Linked DNA regions of Homo sapiens: region 1 is linked to region 2. Evidence: chromatin loops called from intact Hi-C (ENCODE). Cell type or tissue: CD4-positive, alpha-beta T cell. All regions are shown on one strand. Links, peaks and the distances in the headings refer to the core of each region. The heading gives the core; the rest is flanking DNA.

Region 1 (5,535 bases), core at 536-5,535, 110 kb after region 2:
AGTATGCTACCAGATCTTGCCATCTTACCATTTGAAGCTCCTGTGACCATGTTGAACCCACTCGCAACCTGGGTGTGTCTGTGGGAAGCCTGCATCTCACAGGGACATTAACACCCCTGCTGGGAGACTTAGCGATTCAGACAGGAAGTTTCATCCTCAAAATCAAGTCTCATATGCACCCTTCCATGTTCCACTGTGCCTTCAAGATGTGTGAATCAGCTTGCTGCTTCGGCAGCAGAACGTGGAGACAGCTTTCCACCCCCGGTTTTCCACGGGGCAATACACGGACCATCGTGTGAGCTGGCGGTGCAGAAGCATAAAGCTCCTTGGCCATCATTCCGTTCACAATCATTCCGTTCACAACAGGGCCATGCTGCATCTGGGGAAAGGCCGGTGATCATGTGAGCATGAGTGGTCATGGTCTATAAGGAGGATACAAAAGAATCTCGGAAATAGACACCATTTATTCACCAGTTCCTACTAGAAGAAATAAGTTTTGAGCCCTTCAACTAAAATAATGTGAAGAAATATTCCTGAAGTTAGATAGGCAGAGGATTAGGAATGTGGGAAGATGCTTGACTGAAGGTTCAACCGATCTCCTGTGTTTAATTTATTAATATGGAGTTCTAGCTGGGCATCTGATACTCAAAGACAAGGGAACAAAGCTTCACAGCCTGTTACAGCTTTGGACTTGGCCCAGGCTCATGCCCATCTCCAAAGCGGTCAAGTCCTATTTGTCCTATAAGAAGCACCTGCTGGCCAGGAGCAGTGGCTCACACTTGTAATCCCAGCACTTTGAGGGGCCAAGGCAGACAGATCACGAGGTCAGGAGTTCGAGACCAGCCTGGCCAACACAGTGAAACCCTGTCTCTACTAAAAATATGAAAATTAGCTGGGCGTGGTGGCGGGAGCCTGTAATCCCAGCTACTTGGGAGGCTGAGGCAGGAGAATCGCTTGAACCCGAGAGGCAGAGGTTGCAGTAAGCTGAGATCGTACCGCTGCACTCCAGCCTGGGTGACAGAGCGAGACTCCACCTCAAAAAAAAAAGATGCACCCGCCGTTGACAACCTCCCCAGGCTTCTCATCTATGAGTCATCCACCCTCCCCAAACTCCTCACCATTTATACATGCCTCCCTCGAGACCCTCATCCCTGTGTCCATTCAATTTTAGCAGTTTATGTACACGTCATATCCTCTTTTCAATCAGAAGTAACTCGAGGGCCCTCGCATTTTGGCTCGTATATACTAAGTACTCAGTAAACACCTTGGAAAATGAGTGAATGGCTGTTTAATACCTATTAAAATACAGAGACCAAACGTACACTCGCCCCTCCGGATCTCACTTGGGGAGCAGTGCCTTTGTGCTCAGGAGGGCTGCCATGTTCCTAAATACTTCGGAATACACAGAATTCTGGTATGCTTTCTAGAGACCAGATATACCCAAGCTTCAGCCCAATTTCAGTTTTTAAAAACAGGATCAAGAGGGCCAGATGTGGTGGCGCATGCCTGTGATCCCAGCATTTTGAGAGGCCTTGGAGGGCAGATCACCTGAGGTCAGGAGTTCGAAACCAGCCTGTCCAAAATGGTGAAACCCCATCTCTACTAAAAATACAAAAATTAGCTGGGTGTGGTGGTGCACACCTGTAATCACAGCTACTCAAGAGGCTGAGGCACAAGAGTGGCTTCAACCTGGGAGGCAGAGGTTGCATTGAGCTGAGATTTTACCACTGAACTCCAGCCTGGGTGACAGAGTGAGACTCTGTTTCAAAAAAAAAAAAAAAAACAAAACAAAACAAAAAACAGGATCAAGATTTACGCCTTCCTGAAGAAGTTGAGTCTGGGGTCACAGTCATTAGTATCATGCTTCATAATGACCTTAAGCCTCTTTCAAGTGTGTGATATTCTATTAGGTTGATGCAAAAGTAATTGCGGTTTTTGCCATTCTTTTTTTTTTAAAAAAAAGGCAAAAACCGCAATTACTTTTGCATCAACCTAATATATGCACAGTTTCATAAGCTCTCTGAGGGCAGGACTTCTGTCTATTCTGTTGATGTTATTGTTACCCACACACACTACCTTGTAAGGAAGTCTGCCCACACTGGGCAAACATTAACTATTGACTAAGCGTATCATTTTATTTTAACACAATTAGGAAGCCCTGCATTCCAAGGAACCCCTTTAGCCAAAAGCTGCTGAGTTAGGTCACCAGACTCAGCACACACCTTTTCTAATCTGCTTCTTCAGTCCCTATGAGCCATACAATGCATTCTCTCCTGCCTAGAGTTGGCAATTTCAATTATTTCTTTTCCAGAAAGAAATAAAAGTGTCTGGACTGAAATAGATTTCCCTGTTTGGAAACTAATGCAGTGAGGGGTCTATTTGTTACAAACACTGATAGGCAGCCTTCTCCACAGAGGTGAGCCGTCCTTTCCCATGGGCTCCTCTTTGCTCCTTCCTCTACAGGAATCCATCTACTCTGGTTCATGTACAGAAGGTTACTGTGGTTTTTCCAGGAAACTGCTGCCTGATGAGGGAGGCAAATTTTCTGTGTACAAATTTGAGGACCATTTGTGCAGAAACAGACATAAGTAACAGAATATAAGCCATATTAATGTTTTTATGACTATACTTGGGCCTTCTCAACAATGGTTAAGTGTTGCCAAACTAGCTTTACTTAGTGTTGGCAGGACAGGAGCTGTAATATATAGTTCTTTTTGTCTTGGCAATAAGTCTGGCACTCCTGCCAGAATCTACTCTAAAGGAAATGAACCAGAGACAATAAGTCCATTCAAATGCACTAGCGATTTCTTCCAGCAGGGATTTTTCAATTTCTAAGTTGATACAAATTTTAAAACCACCTATTTTAAGTAGGGAGTGGGAGTTTTATTTTCCAAAAGAAGATGTTATATTTACCAATGTATTTCTGACATCTGTCCGCAACAAGAAATATTATAGTGCCAGGTAATTGAGAAGGTGTCAGAACAAAACAAACATAAAACAAACAAAAACAGAGAGAGATGTATTCCTTTCAAAAGGATGTAAACACAAAATATAATTGATGGGCTTCATTCAGTCAGCCGTTTAATTTGCGGTGTTTAAGTACTTACATAAAATGACATTACTGCTGTGCTATTGTCTCGCTGGTTCCATGCATTTTATTTATGACCATGTGTCTTTGTGAGTGAATAAAAAAATGTGGAGTTGCTAGCAGCAAACCTTACACATTTCAAAACCCAAAACCAAGAAATCCTTGAAGGACCACCTATAAAAAAAAACTTTGTTAACACAAGGTTCAATATTTGCCTGGGTTGGCACAATCCTACTTGGAGGGGAAAAAGGAGGCGGATTTTTCTGGCTTTAGGAGGCGGGATTTCAGGTAAACCACTGTGAAGGTGCCTGTCTACGCCTCTGAATTCTAGAGCCTAGAGCCCCCTGCTGGCTGAAGGAGGAAGAGACCTGAATGGACCCGATGGCCATCATTTCAAACTCCTCATTTTCCCCCCAGGTCATTCATTCATGCAGCAAATATTCGTTGAGGCTTGCTCTGTGCCAGGCACTGTTCTAGGCTCTGGGGATAATCTGTTCAACAAAACATACAGGTCTTTGCCTTACTGGAGTTTACACTGCAAAAAAAGAATTCAAATGGCCGGACGCGGTGGCTCACACCTGTAATCCCAACACTTTGGGAGGCCGAGGCGGACGGATCACCTGGGGTCAGGAGCTCGAGACCAGACTGGCTAGCATTGCAAAACCCCATCTCTACTAAAAATACAAAAAATTAGCCGGGCGTGATGGTGCACACCTTTAGTCCCAGCTACACGGGAGGCTGAGGCAGGAGAGTCACTTGAACCCCAGGAGGCAGAGGTTGCAGTAAGCCAAGATCACGCCATTGCACCCTGGGCGACACAGCAAGACTTCATCTCAAAAAAAAAAAGGAAAAGAAAACCAAATAACCATAAACTATAATGTCACATAGAAATTGATACTAACAGATAAACTATGAATCACAGCACAGCAGGGAGAGGAAGTAAAGAGTGATGGGAGGATGATGTATTTTTAGACAGAAGAACTGAATAAATAAAATGAAGAAGAGGGAGAAATTGGTAGGAGGGGCTTCCAGGAAAGGGGCGGAGCGAGTGTGAGAGCTGGGCGGGGGTCAGGGAGTGCACGGAGCAGTTAGCAGTGCAGAAGGCCCCGGTAGCTGAGCGATGAACCGAAACTTAAAAATGAGCTGAGCCCAATGATGCGGAGCCTTACATGGTAAGAATTTTGGATTTTACAGTAATCCACGGAGAGGCTTGAACAGAGAATTAACTAAATTTGCTTTCCATTCTAAATAGACCATTCTGTGTGCAACAAGAACTAACTGCGAGTGTGAAATCTGAGAGGCCCATTTTGGAGGCTACTGCCATCATATTTCAAACAATTCAATCAATGAATTTCACCAAACTGAAATTCCTGCTGTTTACAACAAGGTTCAGAGAAGAATAAAATATCTTGGTCTCTGCCCTCAGAGAGCTTTCAATCAACTTGGGAAAATAAGATAGGCACACTTCAAATTAAACTTACGAGAGACAGTGAAGGATTGTTCTGGCTTGTACACAAGAGCAATAATAATGAAGATGAAAAAGGTGGTGTCACCAGCAGCCAAGCACCAGCTTGAGGCAGTTTAGCTTCATGGTTAAGAGCACAAGCGCTAGAGCCAGGCTGCTGGGGTTCAGAATTCTGGTGTCATTTACTAGCTGTGTGACCTCTGGCATGTGCCTTGGTTTTCTCTGTGCCTCAGTTTTATGACCTGTAGAATGGATCTAATAATAGGACCTTCCTTATAGGGTTGGTATGAGGAATAAATGTGTGTCAATGTTGTGTAGAAGGTGTTTACATCAGTGTTAGGTAATTTACCAAAACTACTCAAAAGGAAGAAATGTCTCCGAAATCATTATTACTGCAGTAGGTCAGATGTGGTGTGATAGTGACTTACATATCAGTTGTGGAAACAAAATAAAAGGGGCAGTATTTCTGGAAGGTTAACTTAGAAGGTTTGATGACAACAAGATGGTAAATGAAGCATACAAAGGGGTTCAAGATGAACATGAGATCTCAAGCGTAATGATTAGGAAAACAGTAGAAAGGAGAGAAAAAGAGAATTCAGGATGGGAAATTGGTTTGAGAGGCAGGGCAGGTTGGATTTCAGGCATACTGAGTTTGAAGTGGACAAGTGATTAGAAATGTCAGACTAGGGCTCAGAAGAGAGATCAAGGGTATCCTTATGGATTGGAACCTCTTCCTTTGGGGGCTATCTTTGAAGCCATGGAGATGACAGATAACTAAGACAGAAGTGGCTGAAAAAAAAGAGCTCTAAGAATGAAATTTAGGAGACATGACCATAGTTATGGATTAGAAAAGAGGCTGAAGAGGCCGGGCATGGTGGCTCATGCCTGTAATCCCAGCACTTTGGGAGGCCTAGGCAGGCGGGTCACCTAAGGTGAAGAGTTCAAGATCAGTGTGGCCAACATGGTGAAACTCCATCTCTAC
Region 2 (6,211 bases), core at 529-5,528:
ACCACGGCCTCCCCAGCGTTCCTTGTTCTTCCTTCCCTGACGTTTATCACCCTTCTGATTATTTTATATTTGTATTGTCTACCTCTTGCATGAGAAAGACCTCCAAGAGGGCAGGGTTCGGGGCCTATTTTGTTCACTGTTGCATTCGTAACGTCTAGAGTAACACCTGATGCTCGGGAGGTGAAAATACACTGATTGCTAAACGACTGAGGTCTATGAGACCATGCCAGGTTTACAGTAAGCACCCCAAGACTGCCGATTTTCCCAGTTCCTATTCCTGGCATCCTTAGCACCAGAGTAAACCACAGCCCTCCTGCTTGGTTAGTCCTTAACTCACTTGTGGTCACAAACAGGAGAAATGCAAATCACTTAAGCATAGAAGTCAAACCAGACTGAATCATGTCAGGGACTCCAAACCTTGCCTTTCTCTGGAGGTGAGAGATCCTGACCTAATTCCTTTGTATGGATGACTACTCTCCCAGTCAACCGCTCCACTCTTTACCTCCCATTCTCTTACAAAGTTGATTTAAGTTTTCTTAAAATTCAGTATATTCAGACTATCTTGTGGAGATGTACAGACATAAGAACTAGGAAAGAGAATCCTCTTCCTCAAGTAAGCATACCTTACATCTCAAATGAACACAAGACGTACTTGAGTTTGGATCACTTTATTTAACTGCACAGAAATAATTCAGCCATTTTTGGGTAAAGGATTGAGGAACAAAAGCAAAGCAGTCACTGATGGAAAAGTGGGAGAATGGATAATGGCCACACAAAAGAGAACACATGCTGCCTTAGGATCAATACACAGCATTTCTGTGAAAAGCAACTGGTAGGTCCTGCCATTAAGCTCTAACATCAAGCAGCTGAATACTTTCTCCCTCATTGAGCCTTCCTCCATTATCATCCCTCTCCCGATGATAAACCACTGGAATATACCTAAGTAAAAAAAATGGTGGCTTTCTTTACCAAGGGCTTCCCAGAGACACAAGCAACCCCCAGGTTTCTGAAGCATCCCATAAAATACATCAGAAGGCCCTTCCCTTACCTGTCAGCACCACGGGCACAGGAACCATTTCCTTTTTTCCCTACCACCCTGCGTCCTGTGCCTGGCCAAAAGCTCATAAAACCAAAACAGGGCAATGTCCATGGAACAGGACTACAATTTGGTGCCAGTCACTGACCCACTATAGAGAGCAGGCTATTGATAGAAACTCACCAACCCAAACCTCCATTCCACTAGGGATGAGAGAGCAGTCTCTCCACCTAAAGGATCTCCACAGCCCAAAAGCATAAATGTCCCCCTCCCCCAGTGGCTTTCAAAATGCTTTCTTGGAAAAAGTTCTTCCTTTCCATTAATAAAACTTACTTTAAAAAACAAAAGTGAACTGCATCTAAATCGGAAGCAGAATTGAGACTAGATCTCCAAACTCAATCCCTGCAGGCTGTCATTTATCCAGCAGGTCGCTTGAGTAAAAGGACCATTATCTGTGGCTTTTGTACAAATACATTTCCTTCTTTAAGGGTAGAGAGTTTAAATTCCTGCAAGGCACTGCACACTAACACACCCATTAATAAATCTGCAGCTCTCCTGGCTCAGTTTAAGTGAGGCCAGTCTTTCAGTACCTGTTAAGCAACCTTGAAAAGTCCAAAGCTTTATTTTTTTCTTCTTTAAACCAAAAAATTCTACAGTCAGGAGTCCACCAGGGTAAGATGAAGAGATTTGGGGGGATTTTGTTCCCATTTACAGGGTTTAACCCACCCGCTTCAAGGGAATTGGTCAAGTTCCTCGTGCTGCACTTGGACCCCCTCTGGCCTTGCCCCTCCCCCAAGGGAAAGGCGCAGCGACGTGGCCACCAGGGCCACTCGGCCTGGCGTCTGGAGCACTGGCGGCATCGGCGACCACAGCCTCTAGAGACAAAGTTCTGTAGTGCACTGACTTCTATCATACTCAGAGTCGGAGTGTCTCAGAACTTTGCCTCAAAAGACCAAACGTGCTGTCTTCCTCCAGAAGTTTCTTCCTGCAGGTGTGTTCCCCCACCCCCCAGCTAAGACAAAGAAGAATAACTCGTTAAAAGCAATTTAGTTCAGGATGCGACCGATAATGGAACGGGTCATTAATTATGGAAAGTTACTGCCGCAGTCAGCAGGAGCAAATGCCCAACAGAAATGGTGTTTTAACAGCCCGATTCGACAAATTCTGGTCGCAATGTCACAGCAAAGGGGCTGCAAGAATCGCACACTCTCCTTCCTTCCTACCCGTCCTCAGATTAGAACCCATTCCTGGTCGAACCCTCACCTCCCTCGGTAGTTATTTAAACTTTTGCCAGCAGCTAACTCACTCTAACTTGTGGCAACTTTTTACCTTCCCATCTGGAAAGCTGGGGGCGGGGGCGCTGCACGAGGACGAATATTCGGAGCTGAAAGAGTTAAACGGTGGGGAACAAATACAGGCCCGGGAAAAGCCCCTAAGATGGGACGACCCAAGAAAGACCCGCTTTGCGGGGCCTCCCCTGAGACCCCCTTCCCCAGCCATTCCCAGTACTCTATTCCCGGTCTTCCAGCCGCCCGCGCCCAGCCCCGGGAACTCGGGTCGAAGTCGTCCCATCCCCTCCGTTCCACCCACCCACTCTTTGGGATTCTCCCTGCCCCATTAGGCAGTGCTTCCCGCGGACCCCGTTCGCGCACAACCTTGCACACAGTCCCCAAGACTGCTCTTCTCCCCCTCCCGGCACCCCCTTTTCCCTGCAGCATAAGCGACCACTCTGTCCCCCATCCTAGCAGACCCCCTCCCCCCACATACCGCACCTGAACAGCTGTTGCGCGCGTGCAACAGGTCTGGAAAGTGCTTTCCCATCTTCCCCCAAACCCCTCGCCACCGTTCCATCCCCCGCCACCCCTAAGAGACAAGGCCGGAGGGGCAGTGGGCTGCGTCCCCCGGGCCGGGGTGCACGGGCGGCTGGCGGAGTGCGGGGCGCCCAGAGGCTCCCGGGGTTGGGGGCGGTGGTCGCGCTGGGCCGGGACACCTTCGCGAGTGGCCCCTCGTGCGCCCGCCGCAGGCTCCCCAGCCTGCCCCTCCAGCGCCGGCCGCCAGGCATTCCCGGGCCGGCTCCCCCCTCGCGCTCCGCTCCGCTCCCTTCCATCTTGACTTTTGCCGACGTGGAAATTTTGGGTTTGGAGACGACCTGCGCTCTTATTGGCTGCCGGCGGGCGGGGTCGGAGGTCACGGCTGCTCTCGCTATTCCGCGCCAAGGGGAGCCGCACAGCGGCTCGTGTCAAGTCAGCAGGTTCCCTCCGCCTCCCCCGGGGTCACGTGCGCCCCGGGCGGGCCCGGGAGACGCCTCCTTATGCAAATAGAGCGGCCGCGCGGGGCTGGGGGCGGGGGCGGGGTGGGCGGTGGCGCGTGGGGGCGGGGGCGGGGGCGCGGCCGGCGCTGGGAGGGCGGGGCGCTCCAGGTGGCCACCTGGCTCGACGTCCCGCCCCGCCCTTCTGCCCACCAGCCTCTGCCAGGCTGCCTGTTCCGCTTCCCGCGACACTCGGGCCGGGCGCTGTCCCCGGCCAGCCCCGCTGGGCCCAGGGAGCCCGCGTTTTGCAAGATGCCCCTGAATGCCCGCTTTCCCCGGAGCCCCCTCCTCCAAACCCAGCCGGAGCCCTGCCTGGGCCCGGTGTCTCCTGGCTGGGGAGGAGGCGGCGGCGAAGCTGCTGCAGGGCAGAGTGCGAAATGGAAACCTCGGGAGGACAGTTTCCTCCCCTGGCAGGGAGTTGAGAACTAAATGCGAGATTCCCGGTAAGGGAATTCTAGGACAAAGCAAAATCAAGAATTCATCAAGGTTAAAAGTCGTTTCTTTTAATAAACTGCCCACCACCCATCCCCAAATAAAAAGAGGCCAAAGAGCTAACTAAAAGTAGTAAAAATGCCAGTTCTGGATTTTTTTTTTTAACACGTCTACAAGGACTAACCGAAAGGCCGGTTTGCCTCCACCCTGACGTCTGCTGGGTACTGGGCACCCGAGACTGAACCAGGGGACACGTCCTCCTCTCCTCATCTAGATGGGGGTGTGACTCGGGGGAGCTCAGAATTCCCTGAGAAGAGGTCACGGGCACGTAGAATCAATTTTAACGTGGTTCCCCAAGCACGCCAAAGAAGATGCTGTTCTAGAAAGAAAGGGAAATTGATGAATGGCCACGTGACCAGGATGTCTTCCTTCCTTCCCTCTCCCCAAGGAAAAGAAAGTAACTGCATTGCAAAGGTAGAGCCCATGTTATAAATCGGACTCTCTGATGCCGGCCTGTAGTCACCAAGGAAAAAGAAGGGGACTGCATTTTAAAAAATATAAATATTTCTGAGAACTGGCCTAGTTATTTTTTCCCTCAGGTAACAAAGTATGTGTATCATCTTTATAATGGTTGCATCTGAAGTCTGACCTGGTGATACAGAAAAACATACATTTTTATGGGAAGATTCTTACCTGGAAAATTCTTCCCATCCACTCTTCTTAATTTACTTTCCTTCTCCCCATTTCCCCCTATGGAAAGATAAATCATTGCTCCTTCCAACTGTTTTATCCTCAAGGATCTTTCTCTCCACTCTCCTTTCTCTTCCCTCTCCACACTTGTTTGTTTATCTGACCATTCGCGGGTTTGCAGGGGCCTCTCCCCAGGCATTGTCTCCTCCAGCCCCCCACCCCCTCCTCGGTCAAGGCCCGGCGGCAGTGCTTGCTGGGGCTCGGAGTTTGTCCCCGCTCTGCTGCCTGTTCTGTTGTGTGCACTGGAATATTGATTTTTCAGTGTGTGTGCGCCGGCTCTGTAAAAATCAATATTTCAGTAGCTCGAGCACAGCGCAGGGCAGTGTAATGGAGCCAGCCTGCTGATGTAACGTGCGGGGTCCACCCTCAGCGATTGAGGTCAGTCAGAAAATGGCAGTGTTTTCCCATTTCATTGTTTGCTTCGGAGAGAAGGAAAGAGTTTGCATACCGTTGTGTACATCAGATTCCAGGATGAGGTAACCTTACTACTGTTGGGTAGCAGACGAACCAAGTTAGAAAAAAGACAACGAGGTGATGATGGAAAACCTCCGGTTATCCTTTGTAAGAACGGATCTTAATAAAATACTGGGGGAGGTGGGGAGTTATTGTCTGCCATCAATCCTACCACATTTCACAATGATAAAATGAAAACAGGCTCACTCCAGGAAAGGGCCAGAGTTTATCTTTTAATACTGGATATGTGGGTGCTTATTATTCCGCAGCCCCTAAAATATGCTTCTGATTAAAAGGACAAGAGATGTTTCGCATGACTTGAGGGGAAAAATTAATAATGGTCCCAACTTGGGGGCTAGCCTCATGACATTTGCAGCAGATGTGGAAAGATAGCTGGCCTTGGAGTCAGGAAGGTGCGTTCTCACCAAGCACCCCTGTAAGGAGAGCTTTTAGTGAGTCAGTTCACCACTCTGGGCCTCAGGGAATTTACCTGTGATTTAAAGGATTAGACTAAATCACCTCTAAATACCTTCTTGCTCTAACACCTATGAGTCTACAGAAGAAATAGTGTTATAGCTAAAACCTTCAAAAACAAAAATACGATTGAGTGTGTACCATGGATAAGAAAAATAGCTTAATACCAAAGGTGTTACAGAAAAAGAAGGCAGAGATGCTCCGACTTCCAGTTGCATGTTTTATTTTCCGTTATATTCCAATGCAGTCTTTCTTAGGGGTAACTTGACCTGGCGTTTCTAATTTTAAGAGTTTTTCCTAATGAAATAATTAATAGCACTAGAAAGATGTTTATCATTGCCAGTAGTACAATATTGAAACATTAGAAACAACGTATGTATTGAATAATAAGGGATTTATTATATAAAATATGGGGAGTGGTATATTTATTGAGTGGACTACAACTATTTAATATGGTGGTGCTGAATGACTATCAAAATATTATGGAAGGTTTGCATTCATTGAGATGTATGTACTATTTAAATCTCTATGTGTCCATGTATGTTTATGTCATAATGGTAACAGATATGGGCTCTGAAGCCAGATGGCTTGAAACCACATCCTGTCTCTGCCACTGGCCAACTCTGTGGCCCTAGCAAGTTGTAAACTAGGTGTACCAGTTTCCTATTGCTGCTGTAAGAAATTCCCACAAACTTAGTGGCTTAAAATAACATGCATTTATTATCTTACGGTTCTGGTGGTCAGTCCAAAATAGGTTT

What was found. A loop is a pair of places that touch in the nucleus more often than their neighbours do. Peaks named below come from ENCODE experiments on the same cell type or tissue, not always from the same donor. Only the 100,000 strongest peaks of a DNase experiment are listed, where the experiment ranks them.
Region 1: a loop joins it to region 2, with 2.4 times the contacts of the local background. A loop is called at or near these places in 8 of 110 quality-filtered maps.

What each region holds. Positions count from the first base shown.
Region 1 is chr7:26,058,436-26,063,970 of GRCh38, forward strand. LOC105375199 (a long non-coding RNA gene) reads right to left here. Exons shown (of 7, transcript XR_927114.3): 3 at 3,108-3,262; 4 at 29-379. Among named protein-coding and RNA genes, the nearest start is that of NFE2L3, 91 kb to the right of the region's middle. In CD4-positive, alpha-beta T cell, for the core only: CTCF peaks have their summits at 3,449 (motif pointing left) and 3,649; a DNase peak (open chromatin) is centred at 3,436.
Region 2 is chr7:25,948,005-25,954,215 of GRCh38, forward strand. MIR148A (microRNA 148a) reads right to left here and starts at 1,982; the gene lies at 1,915-1,982. The region is part of intron 6 of LOC105375199 (a long non-coding RNA gene); the gene reads right to left. RefSeq lists an enhancer at 23-92 and silencers at 2,936-3,075, 3,206-3,425, 3,546-3,755. In CD4-positive, alpha-beta T cell, for the core only: no CTCF peak of the experiment used is centred there; DNase peaks (open chromatin) are centred at 1,897, 2,767 and 3,287; H3K4me3 peaks cover 2,070 bases.